Regions from separate parts of the Homo sapiens genome. Here region 2 is linked to region 1. A link is a loop called in an ENCODE intact Hi-C map of the cell type or tissue named here. Cell type or tissue: Panc1. All regions are shown on one strand.

Evidence for each region. Hi-C counts contacts between places; a loop is a spot of excess contacts. Peaks named below come from ENCODE experiments on the same cell type or tissue, not always from the same donor. Only the 100,000 strongest peaks of a DNase experiment are listed, where the experiment ranks them.
Region 2: it touches region 1 in a loop (4-fold over the local background); 5 of 110 quality-filtered maps call a loop at or near these places.

What each region holds. Positions count from the first base shown.
Region 1 is chr3:45,320,069-45,328,068 of GRCh38, reverse strand. All of the region lies in intron 2 of LOC105377061 (a long non-coding RNA gene), which reads right to left. LOC105377062 (a long non-coding RNA gene) reads left to right here. Exons shown (of 3, transcript XR_940798.2): 3 at 1-236. Among named protein-coding and RNA genes, the nearest start is that of LARS2, 65 kb to the left of the region's middle. RefSeq lists an enhancer at 5,570-6,070. In Panc1, no CTCF peak of the experiment used is centred here; no DNase peak of the experiment used is centred here; H3K27me3 peaks cover 270 bases.
Region 2 is chr3:45,021,183-45,029,182 of GRCh38, reverse strand. CLEC3B (C-type lectin domain family 3 member B) reads right to left here and starts at 2,880. Exons shown (of 3, transcript NM_003278.3): 1 at 2,712-2,880. The coding sequence starts at 2,820. RefSeq lists enhancers at 1,499-1,998, 1,999-2,500. In Panc1, no CTCF peak of the experiment used is centred here; no DNase peak of the experiment used is centred here.

The DNA of each region.
Region 1 (8,000 bases):
GCCATACTTAGGATTCGGATCACAAATTTTTTTTTCATTTTAACATGCACAGTAGATCAGACATAGCTTTGTTGTGGTCAGCACAACCTGGATAGAAACATATTTTGAGTTTTTCTCTTATTAAATCTGTCTCTTTAAGTGTGATAAAGCAGTTGAGATAGAAATCAGATATTTACTCCTCAGACTGGAGTAAAATTTTCATAGAGAAATTTAGCTGACAAATATTAAGCATTATGCAATTCAATAATAAAACAATCTAACACAAAAAAATAGCAAAAATATTGAGCATTTTGCCAATGAAGATATACAAATTACCAATAAACACTTGAAAAGATGCTCAGCATCACTGGGGAAATGCCAAGTAAAACCACAATGATACACCACAACACAGCGATGAGAATAGCTAAAACAAATAAACAAAATAAACAGAGAATGCCAAGGGCTGATAAGGATGTGGAGCAGCCAGATCTCTCATACATCGCCAGGCAAAATGCAGAGCGGTGCAGCCATTCTGGAAAACAATGTGGCAGGATCTTTTAAAGTTAAACCTAAACTTACTATAAGACCCATACATTCCACTTCTAGATATTTGCCTAATAGGAATGAAAACATATGTTCATGCAAAGATGTGTACATGAATGTTCATAGTGGTTTTATTCAGATCCACCTGGGAGCAACCCAAATGTCCATTAATGTGAATGGAAAAACAGACTGTAGAATGTGCATGCAGTGAAATACCACTTGTCAATAAAAAGGAACAAAATAGCAATGCATGGAACAACACAGAAGAATCAAAAAGCATTATGTTAAAGAAGTCAAAAGATCATGTATTATGTGAGTGCACTTATGTGCGATTCTAGAAAAGGCAAAGCTATAAGGACAGAAGGCAGATCAGTGGCTGCCTGAGGACAGAAGCAACTGCACAGGGACACAAGGAAGTGGTTAGGATGAGCGGATTGTTCTCGTCTGGATTGCGTTGGTGGGTGGGTTGCTGAATCCTATTCCTAGAAGTTGCATTTATCCTGCGAGGGCCCAGAAAGAGGAGAGCATCTTGCCACTATGGGGCCCGGAGAAAGAAAAAATAGAGAATGGATGATTGGTATCATTTTCTATGTTTTCCTCTTTGCCCACAGCAGATTTCTAACAGGGCTGTTTTCTTTTTTAAATGCTGAAATGATTTAAACCATACAGGTGGTGGGGAAGAGCTACATCAGGTTGTTGTAAACTGCTCGAGCTAGCCTAGAGCCTTCTCTGAAGCCCCTTCCACCTACAGCTTCTCTGCCTCAAATCCGATTTCCTGTTCCTGGTGTCCAGGGCAGCATGGTGGCCCTTCCACTCCCAGGCCGCTTTCAGATTCCCTCCAGCTCTCTTCTTTTTCCTCTCTCTCTCTCCCTCTCCAAGCTGAATTGCTACATTTTAAAGTTAATCTATGACAAGATGAGCTGAATGTGACTTAGGATGTGGAAAAATGAAAATCCTGGAACAGTTGAAGGGAGCAGGGGGAGTCCCTGGGCTTCCCTCTGCAGCCTGTGCATGGGGACCCAAGCCATCAGGGTCTGCGCATCTGTGTCCACAGTGGCCTGAGATCAGTAATGTTTGGGTTTCTTGCTCCTCTCTTGGCACTCATGTGTCTACTGCAGCCTTTTAGAGAAATAGGGTGAGTAATTCATCCCAGCGCCTTCTCTGTGCCAGACACTGCTCCAGGTGCTGGGCACTCTAAGACCACTGAAGGAAGTCTCCCCTTTCTGGGCATTCACCGTCTGGTTGGAGGAGGGAGACCAGCCAGTGGTGACTGCAACATGGAAAACACAGAAGGAAGATTTAGAGAAGCCACTCTGGGAACATAAAGGACAAAAGCTCTTTCTGCATGCTGATTTTTTTTTTTTAATAGGAAATTGCTTTCTATCTACTTCCTATTACAGATGTCTTTTAAAAAATCAGCCTCATGGGGCACCAAATAATTAGCCTGCAGGAGATGTTCTCATGCCCAGGGCCAGCCTGGGCCAGGCTTTCTTTGAAGGTAGGCACCTTCCTCTGTGCTGTAGCTCAGCCGAGGGAAAATCAAGGGGCAAATCCAAGTGGGGCTGGATCCACGAGGAGCGGCTGGGGAGAGGGGAATGAAGTAAGTGGGAGGTGGGGAGGCAGGGTCAGGAGGAGCTTTGAGCTTCAACTTGGTGGTTGATCACAGGGTCCCTGTGGCCACAGGAGGGGGCATGACCCCGGGCTTTCCTGGGATCACCTGGGGGTAGACCTCTGCAAGGGCAGTGTGCACCCAGCCTGTGCTGGGCATCTCCCATGTGCCAGGCAGCATGCCAAGGGCTTCCTCTGTGCCTTGCCCCAGAGTTCTCTCAACAGGTAGATCCAAGATTACTTTTTATTTTCCAAGATATATGACACAGGATTACTCTTCTTAATATAGATAAAGGACTCTTTGCGTCCACAGAAAAAAATATAGATTAGATGACAAAGAAACACATCTAATGAACATATGGAAGTATGCTCAGTTTCCTTAAATAGGTACAAAAGCTCAAATTAGATATCTTTTTTTTTTTACCTTTCAAAATTTTTTTAAAGAAAGTTCTGGCTTGGTGAAGTTTTGGCAAAATGAGAAGGCTCATACATGGCTGGTGGATGTATAAATTAATATAAGCATGGCAGGATGGCAGGATTACAGGCTACCTTCATTTTTTTTTCTCTAAGTTTTTCTACAATGAACTTGGTATTATTATCACAGAAAAAGATTATTTTAAAAATCTATGTTCTTGCCCAAAAATGAATCTAATCAAGACTTGAGCCCTAACTTCCACTTTGCATAAGAGAGAAACAAGTTAAATAACACCATGAGGACACAATCTGACAAAATCCAGAAGGTGGAATATTCAATAAAGAAATTGATCATCTTCTCCAAAAGTCAACATCATAAGGGACAAAAAGGTTGAGGAACTATTTTAGACTAACACAGACTAAAGGTGCACAGGGACTGAACACAATGCCCAAACCTTGATGGGGTCCTGACTCAGAACCAAGTCTCAAAGACATTGTAGGGACAGATGAGGAAAGTTGAAGGTTGATTTGTGTCTTGGTTTTCTCTTGGCCACACTACAGATGTGCTGCTCGGTTCACAACTACCTGATCGGCAGAAGTTTCACCCCCAGAATCACCGTCTATATTAGATATACCCAGAGAAGCCATCACAATATGTTGCTAAACCTAGGAGGGATTATGCGCAACTTCAAAATAGCAAAATTTCCTTCTCCGTTTTACATAAAATACCTATCAGAAAACTCTCTAAAATCGGTCTAGGTCTACTAAACTTTCAGTAGGTACCCTATGATTAAATATTAATTTCTTGGCTTATTGGACGAGTAATTATTCCTGTGACTCCCATGTGGTAGAGCAACATGAGGCACAGAGGGTGGGTGGAGGAAGACAAAGGAGACTGCCTGGCACTGTGCCCCCATCTCCCCACAGGAACCCGACATCATCCAAGTCAATCCTGAGCCCCAGGGAGGTTGGGGGTTTCTATGTCTAATTAACAAAAGAAACTCTTGGTTGAGGGCCCAGAATTTCTATACAAGTAGCCAATTTTAGCTCACAAAATTTTGCTATTTGGTTCAAAAACCTCTGTTTGAGGGTGGAGGGACAAAAATATCTAACTTCTAATAATTGTCCCTAAGGTTTAGACAATGGCCTATAATTTACAGAATTATTACACAGACACATCACATTGAAGAGACTCCAAATGTAAGTGGGCAACTGTTCCTTTCAGGCTCAGACTGCTTCCTGGCTGGAGAGAATTTTCCCTGGTCTGCACTGTCCTCTCTGGTGCAGGATGCCAAAGAGTGGGGAGCCCATGAACCTGTGTGGTAGGTAAAGTAGGAACTGTTATCCCCATTTTACAGACTATATAAAGCAAAATTATGTTTATAGGTAATATATAAAATATATATGCATTGATATATTTTACATATACTGTGTATAACATATAAAATATAGGAGATGGAGGCCAGGTGCGGTGGCTCACGCCTGTAATGCCATTACTTTGGGAGGCCAAGGCGGGTGGATCACAAGGTCAAGAGATTGAGACCATCCTGGCTAACACGGTGAAACCCCATCTCTACTAAAAATACAAAAAATTAGCCGGGCATGGTGGCGGGTGCCTGTAGTCCCAGCTACTAGAGAGGCTGAGGCAGGAGAATGGCATGAACCTGGGAGGCGGAGCTTGCAGTGAGCGGAGATCGCGCCACTGCACTCCAGCCTGGGCGACAGAGCGAGACTCTGTCTCAAAAATATATATATGTGTGTGTGTGTGTGTGTGTGTGTGTGTGTGTGTGTGTGTGTATTATATGAGATGGACACTCAGAGAGGCTTCAACTGCCAACTCCCCACAAAATGCCACCTAAATAACCTGTGGAGCCGGCAGAGCTCAGCTGATTGCTTTCTTCAAGAGAGGCCACTGCCTCAGAACAGGCAGCTCAAGGGTGCCATATCTATGTGATTTGGGGGATATGGTTTAAGATGAGTCTTCATTGAGGTGCAGCTGACTGGCTGGGATTAGATGAAGTTCTTCACTCCCATCCTCCCAGTATAGAGTGCAGTGGTGTGATCATGGCTCACTGCAGCCTCCACCTTCCAGATTCAAGTGATTCTCCCACCTCAGCCTGGGACTTTAGGTGTGCACCACCATGCTTGGCTAATTTTTGTATTTTTTATAAAGATGGTGTCTCATCATTTTGCCCAGGCTGGTCTCAAACGCCTGGACTCAGGCAATCTATTCGCCTCAGCCTCCCAAAGTGCTGGGATTACAGGCATGAGCCACCACGCCCGGCCTGAAGTTACTGATATAAACTTTGAGGATTGGGAGACACAGAGTGGGGAAAGTTTGAATGAACCTTAAGAGTAAACGGTTGCTTGATAAGCCCAAATGAACAATGCATTGTTTGAGAAAGGGTCTTCTTACCCAAATGAAGTCTAGTTGAGTGATAAGTAAAAGTGCAGATAAATGGATTTTCAGAAAGTTAATAAAACAAATAATAAAGTTATTTATAACTTTTTCTTACTGGGCAGGAATTTCTTGCAGAGAATGGGGGGATAATTTTAATGTAGACAGTCTTATACTTAATCCCATTAAACGTGGGGCTGCAGGTGGCTTCCTTCTCAGCAGTAGGGCACAAGGTCCCTCCATGAGAAGCTGGGTGCGCTGGAACTTGACCTCAGTCTCCTGGATCCAGGCTCCTGCCCCTTCCCTCACACCACAATGCCAGTCTTCAACAGTGGTGCTGAGCTCACCCTGCTCAGGCTGCTACAAGACCCCTCTGATAGAGTTCAATCAGACTCTGCACTAGATGCCAACTCATGACCATGGTGGCTCCTCAATGGGTACTGGGGTAAAAACACAGGGCAGGGTCTCAGGAGAGGGCGCTATGGCCTTGGAGTGAGCGAGACCCAAGAATAATGTACCTGTCTGAAGAGTGTCCCCCCAAAATTCAGGTCTAATTGGATCTTATTTGGAGATAGGGTCTTTGTAGATAAAATTAGTTAGGATGAGGTCATACTGGATTAGGGTGGGCCCTAAATCCAATGACTAATGTCCTCCCAAGAAGGTCACATAAAGACACAGGAAAGAAGGCTCTGTGACATCATGACAGTGGCAGAGATTGGCTACAAACCAAGGAACACCCAACGATTTGGGGGCAACCACTAGAAGCCAGGAAGAGGCATGGAAGGATTCTCCCCTAGAGCCTTCAGAGGGAGCATGAGACACCTTGATTCAGACTTCTGGCCTCCAGAACCGCAAGAGAATACATGTCTGTGGTTTTAAGCCCCCAGCTGGTGGCACTTTGTTATAGTAACCATGGGAAACAAATGCGGATGCTGCCTGAGCAGATCTGCCAAGTGCAGCACACACCTGGGCTTGTTTCCCCTGAGCGGGAGCCCACAGCACCCTGGGTAGGATGGGCAGCCTCCCTAGGACTGCGGAGGGGCAGGGGCAACCTCACACAGACAGGGTGGGGTGTCCGGATCACAGCCTTTTCTGGCAGTCTGTCCACTCTGCCAACATTCAAGAAAGGACTCTTTAAAAAAAAATGTCTCCCAACAAAATCAATTCTGGAAAAGCTTCAAAACACAACACAGCTCCCCACTGTGCCTCTTAATTTTCCCCTCCAGAGGAGACAGTCTCGTACCTCATCAGTGCCTCAAAGGAAACAGAACAATCCAGTGCTGTGCTAGGGACAGCGCTCGTGGGCAGGCAGAGCTCACTGTCCTGCCTCCTGGCGGGTGGGCACAGTCACAGTCACAGGGCTTCTGTGAGGACAGGAGTCCTCAGAAACCTGGGACACTTCAGGTTCCCCAACAGGAGCTCTGCCGTTTTAGAGGCCTGCACTGAGCTCTGAGCTAACCCACCCACTTGTTACTGGGATCCAGAAGATTTCTCAGCCCAAAAGTGGCTTGATTGTTTTCTCTATGAGAAACAGGCTTTAATAATAATTAATTTGGCAAACTATAATCGGGGGTTCATGTGAGGATGCTGCAGTGACTCTTGTCGGAAATCAAGAGATGAAGGACACGAGGTCCCACCCCCAGGGCACCATCTATAAGAAATATTAATTAGACTTTGAATGCTTATATTTCCAAAGTGAATCCTTGCACATCCTCTCATCAACCCTCCCCATCGTGCTGATGAGAAGCCTGAGGCTCAAAGAGGCTGAGAGATTTGCCCTGTCTTAGCGTTCATGGGGACTCTCACCCACAGTGCGGGGAGCTGGAACCAGAGTTCCTTCCTCTGGGGACACGATATGTACACATGTTAGCAGGAAGTTAAGGAGGAATGGCAGGTGGCAGGAGGCAGTCCAAGCCCGCGGCCAGAGTTCCAAATTGATTCTTGGGTGAGAGAGAGAAGAGCCTATTGAAAATCCCCATAGCAACAAGACAGAAATCTGGGGGCACCCAGCCCCTGAAGTTTGGGGTGGTGTGGGCAGGGGTGGGAGAATGTAGAGCCTCAAATGTGGTCTTCTGACACAATCTCCAAAGACAGAACAGTGAAGGATTGAAAAGATGAACCACTCATCATTTAGAGTGGGGGTCTCAGTCTGTTATTACAGGCAACCTGGCGGGTGGGGAACTTTAATATCATGAGGCCAGGTCCCAGCCCCAGAGATTCTGACTTCACCATTCAGGGGTGGCCTGGGCATCGGGATTATCAGAACTCCCCGGGGACTTAGAGATCTCTCCGTGTTCATAATCCTATGTTGGTGTTTTTTTCTCCTCCTCCTTGTTTTCTAAAAATTTCACAAGGATCCCCAGAAGGTGTGAGCAGGGCAGGGGATTAACAGACCACACAGAGGCCTGCCTGGGTCTAGGTGAGGAGAGCAGGCCTAGAGGATACTGTGTATGTGTGTTTTTAAAATTAGGAACGGTTTACATGGAGTAAAATTGACCCTTTGAAGTTTACAGTTTTGTGAGTTTTGATTGATGCGTATAATCCTGCAACAATCCCACAATCAAGACATAGAACAGTTTCATCACCCAAGGGACGTTCCTGAATGGAGTTGCAGTGACGATTTAGGCTCCAAACCCGAATCCCCTAAATTCTCTGCCCAATCAAAGAAGTGTATCTGCAGTTCCTTCTCCTATTTCCGGGCCAGGCAACTTTCCTGATAGTTGGAAGCAATGATTTATCCAACAACCCATCTCAGCCTCGTTAGAGCCTGTGTTGAAAAAGCCAGGTTGCTAATGTCACTTTTCTTCCTTCTCCCGAGACCAATTTTCTGGACCTGAATAGCACCCACAGCCAACACCTTTTAAGATCACTAAAGCGACTTCCATGGGAGAAAAAAAAAATCACCCATTTCTCAAAGCAATCACAAGCGCTTTCCTCATGCAGCTGTTCCCAGCTCCTGAGAAATCATTTAATTGGTTTGGAGGTCACAGGATCCTCTTCCATGGTTTGGAGGTCACAGGATCCTCTTCCAATTAGGGTCTCATGCCAGCTGCCATCT
Region 2 (8,000 bases), 300 kb after region 1:
AAGGTACAGGAAGCTACTCTCATTAGCTCCACCTGAGGAAGCTGTGGGAGTAGGTGTCTCTACGGCCCTGGGCAGAGTCAGGAGGCCTTTGTGCTGGCCCACTCTCTGAGCCTCAGGTTCCTTCTGCGTGATGTTAGAATGGATGCCCTCCAGGTTCCCCCAGTTCCCTGTTCTAAAGGCCTGTGACTCCTATGAGGCCATCCTTCCCTCCGGAGCTTCCCTGCCAGGTGTGACCATGTGGCCCCAAGAACAGATGAGCTCCCAGAAGTACTCTAGGCTCCCCGCTTCTCACCCACCCTGAGGGCCAGGACAAGGACTTAGCATATGCTGGCATTCCCTTCCTTTGCCAGTCCTGCCACTTGCTCTCCCCCTCTTGGCCCTGGCACCAACTGGTCTCCTCTGGCATGACCGTCCCTTCTTTGGACTTTCTCCCGTACTTTTGGGCACCAGCCCTGCAACTAGATTGCCCCTGAGATTCTCATTCCTGGCTGCTCCTAGGAATCCCTGAAGACCTGTGGAAAAGGCAGATGCTAAACTCACCAAGATCCCTAAACCAGCATTTCCAGGGGTGGGGCCCAAGCACCTGAATTCTTAACTTTTATTTTATTTATTGATTTATTTTTGAGACGGAGTCTCACTTACTCTGTCACCCAGGCTGGAGTGCAGTGGTGCAATCTCGGCCCATTGCAACCTCCACCTCCCAGGTTCAAGCAATTCTCCTGCCTCAGCCTCCTGAGTAGCTGGGACTACACGTGTACACCATCACACTCAGCTAATTTTTGTATTTTTAGTAGAGACAGGGTTTCACCATGTTGGCCAGACTTGTCTTGAACTCCTGGCCTCAAGCGATCCTCCCACCTTGGCCTCCTAAAGTGCTGAGATTACAGGCTTGAGCCACCACGCCTGGCCAAGGCACCTGGATTCTAATGTATCTCCCAGATGATGTTGATGCCTGAGTGAGAACCACCATGGTTCATGTCTTAAGAGCAGAGACGGTGTTTCTCTGCTGTGTGTCCAGCATATAGACTGGTGCCTACGTGGAGAAAGAGCTCTATAAGTGCCTGCCATGTTGGTGGGCGGGAGACTGCCATGGGTTTCAGCGAGAGGCAGGGCCTGGGTGGCTGTTCTGTTGGCCTGTAGCCCTGGAACTCCAGGGGCCCCTTCTATGGAGACCACATAGGGCCAGGGTTCAAGTGTGACAGCTGGAGAGAACCAAGGCATCACGTGCTCTGACCCTTTTTTTTTTAACATGAGTTTAAAAAGATTTACATAATTATATTAATACTGAATCTTTGGTAAACTTGAGAAGCTGGCGATGGTTTTCCACATTCAAAAATTCTATGATTTGCCTTTGGAGCTGCATCTTTTACAAAGGCTCTCCCTTGGTGGCGATTTTGGCTAATGCTCATAGACGTAACTATGCACGGTATTGTCTTCTCTTTTTAAATGAACATTTTGTGGAAGGTAATATACACACATAATTTTTTAAAATCCAAACAGTTCAAAAAGCTGGTTTCTTTCCCAGTTGAGACTGCGCCCAGCCCCTGGTTTTTCTTCCCAGAGGTAATCACTGTTACTCACTCTTGTGGATCCTTCCAGAAAGAACTTATGCACATACAAGTAAAAATGTATTATTATATAAATCCCTTTTTCAAAGCAAATGTCAGCATCATACTCATTCTCTTTTGAATGTTTCTTTTTTCACTTTGTAAACTGAATCTTGAAGATGATTTTTTTATCAGCAGCCAGATTTGCCCCATTCTTTGTCACAGTGTTGTGAGGCCCCATGGCCCCGATGTCCCTTTATGCACTGCACTAGTTCCTGGCCAGTGGGCAACTGTCCATTTATGAAGAGCCCCGGGAGGGCCTAAGGGAGGCCCCCACAGCCCCTTCTTTCCTTTTCTGTGCCCTTGGTCCTAGCTGCTTGTTTCTCTGCCTCAGTCCCCACCCTCATCCCCTTGGACTCTCTTCTAGCCTCTGCTCCCTGGGGGGGTGACAGCCCCGTCCATTGCCATGACATTCCACTGATGTTGTCTCAACACAGCCTGGGGTGACCTCACTGCAGGCGGGGCTGCAAGGGCAAGTCTTGCTGTAGCCAAAGCAACCGAGGGACACCCCAATCCCCAGAGGCTACAAAGCAGAGCAAAGCTGCTTCTGGTGGACTAGTCTGAGTTACATTTATTTCCTGAAGGCTGTGATATGCTACAGAAATGAGAATTCATTTCTTCTTCTTTTTCTTTTCCCTGTGCATCAAGCAACAAGTGAGGTGCCTTTATATATTTTGTATCATAAAATCTTCATGAGAAGTCTTTGAACAAATACCACTGTCCCCATTTTACAGTTGAGAAAACAGGTTGGAAGACTCCAAAGCCCAGCCTGTGCAGCTCTCCCTGGTAAGGGCTGAGCGCTGCCAGACTCCCAGGCCAAAGGTTTGGTTTCTTTAAAATATTGGGGATGAGGGGAGGAGAGAAGAGCAAAGATCAGTTTGGATGATCTGGAAGGTTCTTCCCAACTCTAAGGGTCAGGGATTCTTATGATTCTGACAACCAACTCTGCTATGAGAGAACTCCCCCAAGCCCCAAAGCCCACTTTACTCAAGTTCCCTAGATGACTCAAAAGGAGGAAAATGAAGGAAAGGAGCATGAGGACACACTAAGGAGAGGGGGACCTGCTCCCTGGAAGATGGCACAGGGCTCTGTCCCCCTCCTTACCTTTCTTGGCATTTACAATCTTCTTGGGCTTCTGGGTTGGTGGCTCGGTGGTGACCTGGGTCAGGAGGGAGAAGAGGCAGAGGAGGAGGTAGGCCCCCCAGAGCTCCATGCTGCTGCGCGGGCGGGGGCTGCTGCTGCCTGCAGCGGGTCTGGGTCCGAACGCAGTGACAGCCACGGCCCAGGCTGCACGTCTTAAGGCAGCAGCCAAAGGACCTCTGTCCAGGAAACCCTCCCCAACTTGGCTGCAGGCGTGCCAAAAAAATAAAACAAACACACAAGCCTGCAGAAGGATGAAGTCCTGAGGGCCACAGAGCCTCTCTGCCAGGGAACACCCACGCAGCATCCTGGCCCTGCCTTCTAGAAAGAAGCCCTTATTTCCTAGGATTCTGAGAAACACACGGTGGTTGTCATCACATCTGCGGAGCAGCTACCTTGGGTAGGGGCTGAGGCTGGCTGTTCACTAACATTAACTCACAGAAGCTTCACACCCAAACCACGAGGGAAGCACTGTCCTTTCCCCATTTTACCATTGAGGAAATTGAGGCTCGGTGAGGTTAGGGAATTTGCCCAGGCTACCCAGCTGTCACGGGGTAGCAATGCCCCCTTATAGGGTGATCTGGGGCTGGCTGTCTGATTGGTTTAGAATATTTGTTATGATTATTTTGTGGCTCTGTCTCCATGTACTTGATGCATTTTTTGGTTAAAAAATCCAAGGGATTCCTTCCCTTCTTGTCTTCCCTTTCTCCTGAGTCCTGTCCTAAAGCCACAAAGTGGGGCATAGCAAAGGTGGCGGAGGGAGAAGCCATCGTGCCCCAGAGGTACCAGAGAGGATGTGGGGAGAATGTGCCCTCAAGGGGTGGACTGGTGTGGGGTGTGGGAGCCCAGCAGGGTGGAGGGAGCATCCTGGGGAAAGCAAAGGCCCTGCCTGGAGTGCTGGAGTCCAAGTGAGGCAAGGAGGGGATCCATGTGGGAGAGAGGCTGGTGGCAGAGACGGGAGATTGGTTACACACAGGGATACTGATCAAATAAATCTACTGAAGACAGTGGGAGTTAGGTTTCCTATTGTCAGAGAAGGAAGTTATGTATATGGAGAGAAAACTGGAATGAATCCTGTTGTGTGGGATTAAAATCGGAATGATCAGTGTACCCTTGTGGCCTTGAATACATAAAGATAAGTCCATATATATAGATGGAAATGTGTGTGTGTCTAGTCCCCACAGTCACTGGGGGGCCTGGAGCAGCCAGCCCCGCATAGCCTGGAGCACTCCTAGCACCTGAATACTGGCTTCTGAATATGACTTTCCACTAAAGGAACCAGAGCACCTTGCAGAAACGGCTGATTCTAGCACTGGGAAGTAGGAGTGGGGTGCAGAAAATGAGCCCGGAACTTGTTGTTTTGCCAGAAAACAAGGAAGTGCTTAATGAATAATGGGAACACGTCAGTAGGACACAGAGCCAGCTTGAAGGAGCCTTCAGTGGTCAGAATCAGGGACAATTTGAGCACCAACATAGTGACAGTAACAGATGGGAAACCACCAGTGCACACAGATATAAGTAAGTAAGGGAACGCATTGAAAGTCTGATGTTCTTCAATGGGATGTTTACATAGCCTCAAAGTATCTGCCCACAAAACACTTATCCATTCCAGAGAGAAAAAGAGCAACTTCATGGTGAAGAAGGCTGGCAGACATCACCTCATCTGTGACCAAAGTAAACATCAACAGGGCCAATAAAAAGCTTGCAGCACCTGGGGGGCTGCAGTGAGAATGTGGCATCACTCCATAGGACTCCGGCCAGAGAGACATCAGACAATCCCAAATGGAGGAGCATTCTGCAAAATGACTGCCAGTAATTTTCAAAGCTCCTGGCTGAGGAAGTGTTTCAGGCTGAAGGAGACTGAAGACACAGAACTAAATGCAATATGTGATTCTGGACTGGACCCTCCATTCTCAAGGATGCAGTTGGGACAACCAGAGAAATCTGATGGGGTCTGAGGAGCACACGGCAGTGATGTGTTGTCACATGCTGCATCATGACAGTTCAGTCAACAACAGGCCACATATGTGATATGCTTCCATAAGATTATAATGGGGCAGAAAAATTCCTAACACCTAGTGATGTCACAAAGGGTTGTAAAGTCATAGTGCAACTCATTATTCCCAAGTTTGTGGTGATGCTGGTGTAAACAAATTTACTGCCAGTCATATCGAAGTAGAGCATATAAGGTCATGTTAGCACATAATACTTGATTTTGTTAGTCCGTTTTCACACTACTCTAAAGAACTGCCCAAGACTGGGTAATTTAGAAAGGAAAGAGGTTTAATTGATTTACAGTTCCACACGGCTGGGGAGGCCTCAGGAAATTTACAATTGTGGCAGAAGGTGAAGGGGAAACAAACACCTTCTTCGCAAGGAGGCAGGAGGTACAATGAATGCAGGAGGAACTGCCAAACACTTATAAAACCATAAGATCTCATGAGAACTCACTATCACAAGGACAGCATGGGGGAAACCACCCCCATCGTTCAATGACCTCCACCTGGTCTCTCCCTTGACACATGGGCATTATGAGGATTACAATTCAAGATAAGAATTTGGGTGAGAACATAGTCAAACCATATCATTCTGCCCCACATGATTGTGCTTTGAAATGTGAGAGCATGAGATTTGGGAGGGGCCGGGGTGGAATGATATGGCTTGGCTGTGTCCCCACCCAAAATCTCACCTTGAATTGTAATCCTCATAATCCCCATGTGTCATGGGAAAGACCAGGTGGAGGTCATTGAACCATGGGGGCAAGTTTCTCCCATGCTGTTCTCGTGATAGTGAGTCTCATGAGATCTGATGGTTTTATAAGCATCTGGCATTTCCCCTGCTTGTACTCACTCTGTCCTGCTGCCATGTGAAGAAGGTGTCTGCTTCTCCTTTGCCTTCCACCATGATTATTAGTTTCCTGAGGCCTCCCCAGCCATGCAGAACTGTGAGTCAATTAAACCTCTTTCCTTTCTAAATTACCCATTCTTGGGCAGTTCTTTATAGCAGTGCGAGAATGAACTAATACGATGATAATAAATGACCGTGTCACTGGTTTATGTATTTACTGTGCTATACTTTTTATCATTATTTTAGAGTGTACTCTTTCTACTTTTTTTTTAAAAAAGTTAACTGTGAAACAGCCTAAGGTGGGTCCATCAGGAGGTTTTCCAGAAGAAGGCACTGTTATCATAGGATATGATAGCTCCATGTGTGTGACTGTCCCTGAAGACCTCCCACTGAGACAAGAGGTGGAGGTGGAAGACAGTGACACTGATAATCCTGACCCTGTGTAGGCATGGGCTAATGTGCGTTTGTGTCTTAGTTTTTAACAAAAAGTTTAAAAAGTAAAAAAGTAATAATAACTAGAAAAAGCCTATAGAATAAGGATATAGAGAAAATAATTTTGTACAACTGTTCAATGTGTTTGTGTTTTAAGCTAAATGTTATAAAAGTAAAAAAGTTAAATGAGTTCAAAAGTTTACAAAGTAAAAAAAGTTATGGTAAGCTCAGGTTAATTTATTATTAAAAAAGAAAACCATTTTTTAAAAAAATGTAATGCAGCTTATGTGTGCAGTGTTTTATAGAGTCCAGAGTAGTGTACAGTAATGTCCACGTTCACTCACCACTCACTGACTCACTCAGAGCAACTTCCAGTCCTGCAAGCTCCATTCATGGTAAGTGCCCTATACCAGTGTATCATTTTCTTTATCTTTTATATCAGGAGTCCCCAACCTCCAGGCTATGGACCAGTACTGGTCCACAGTACTGGTCCGTGGCCTGTTAGCAACTAGGCCCATCAGCAGGAGGTGAGTGGTGGGTAGGCGAGCATTACCACCTGAGCTCCGCCTCCTGTCAGGTCAGCAGCAGCATTACATTCTCATGGGAGCACAAGCCCTATTGTGAACTGTGCATGAGAAGGTCTAGGTTGCACACTCCTTATGAGAATCTAACGCCCAATGATCTGAGGTGGAACAGTTTCATCCTGAAACCATCACCCCAACCCCGCATCCGTGGGAAAATTGTCTTCCATGAAACCAGTCCCTGGTGCCAAAAAGGTTGGGGACTGCTGTTTTATACCATATTTTTACTCCACTTTTTCTATGTTGAGATACACAAATACTTACCATTATGTTACAACTGCCTACAGTATTCAGTGCAGTCACGTGCTGTACAGGTTTGTAGCCTAGGAGCAACATACCATACCTGAGAGCCTAGGTGTGTAGTAGGCTATGCCACCTAGGTTTGTGTAAGTACACTCTGTCATGGTAGCACAACGATGAACTCGCCTGACAATGCATTTCTCAGAACGTATTCCCATTGTTAAGCAACGCATGACGGTATCCCTGTTATGGTCCTACTTGATGGTGTGCTGTGATTATGTAGGAGAGTGTCTTTGTCTGTAGGAAACACACATACTGAAGTATTAGACAGCGATATGGTACTGTGTTGACAACTTACATAGTTCAGGGGGAGAATGTTCTTTGTACTGTCGTTGCAAATTTTCTGAGTTTGAGATTCTTCCAAAAGAAAATACAATACTATGTACTTCAGGCTTTTCCCTGCCTTCTAGGGACCCCACCTTCCCCTGTCTGACTTAGGGAGGGATCTCTTATGTAGTAGGCCAGGGAAGCAGGAGGCCAGCTGGGCTGGCCCAGTGCACAGTAGTCCTGCCAAGGGTGGGGGCCCTGAGCACGGAGCAGAGCATTTGCACGGCCCCTCAACGACACTGGGCTCCACCTCTCACATTCTCAGAGTGGGAAGGGTTTTATATTCACAGCTGGGCCCTCGGGAGACAATTTGGAGCCTGATGATTACATAACCTAAAAGGGGCCTTGTTCCTGGAACTCTGGGTGGGTAGCAGATGGTAAAAGAAAATTAATATTTTTGTTAACTGCTTTGCTTTCTTGGTTTTCTCACCTTGGCCCAACTCTATCTTGGCCCTTCAGTGGTAGGAAAATGAACGAAGTATGCTTTCTAAACATGAGGCAACCAGAGGCCCCATGTTTTCCAGGGCTGGCTGATGGTTGAAGCTATGGGGACTGTGGTGGCGTCTCACAGGGCACCGAATGCAGCCAGGGCAGGGCAGAAGGAAGGTGGCCCTCAGGCTGAGGAAGGGACACAGAGGGTGTGGCCAGCTGAGGGGAGGAAGGAATGAGCACAGGGCTCCAGGTGGAAAACACACAAGCAGAGTCTTGGAGCCAAGCAAAAGCACCTTGCATTCCAGATCCCGAGCCAATGAGGACAGGGTGGGGA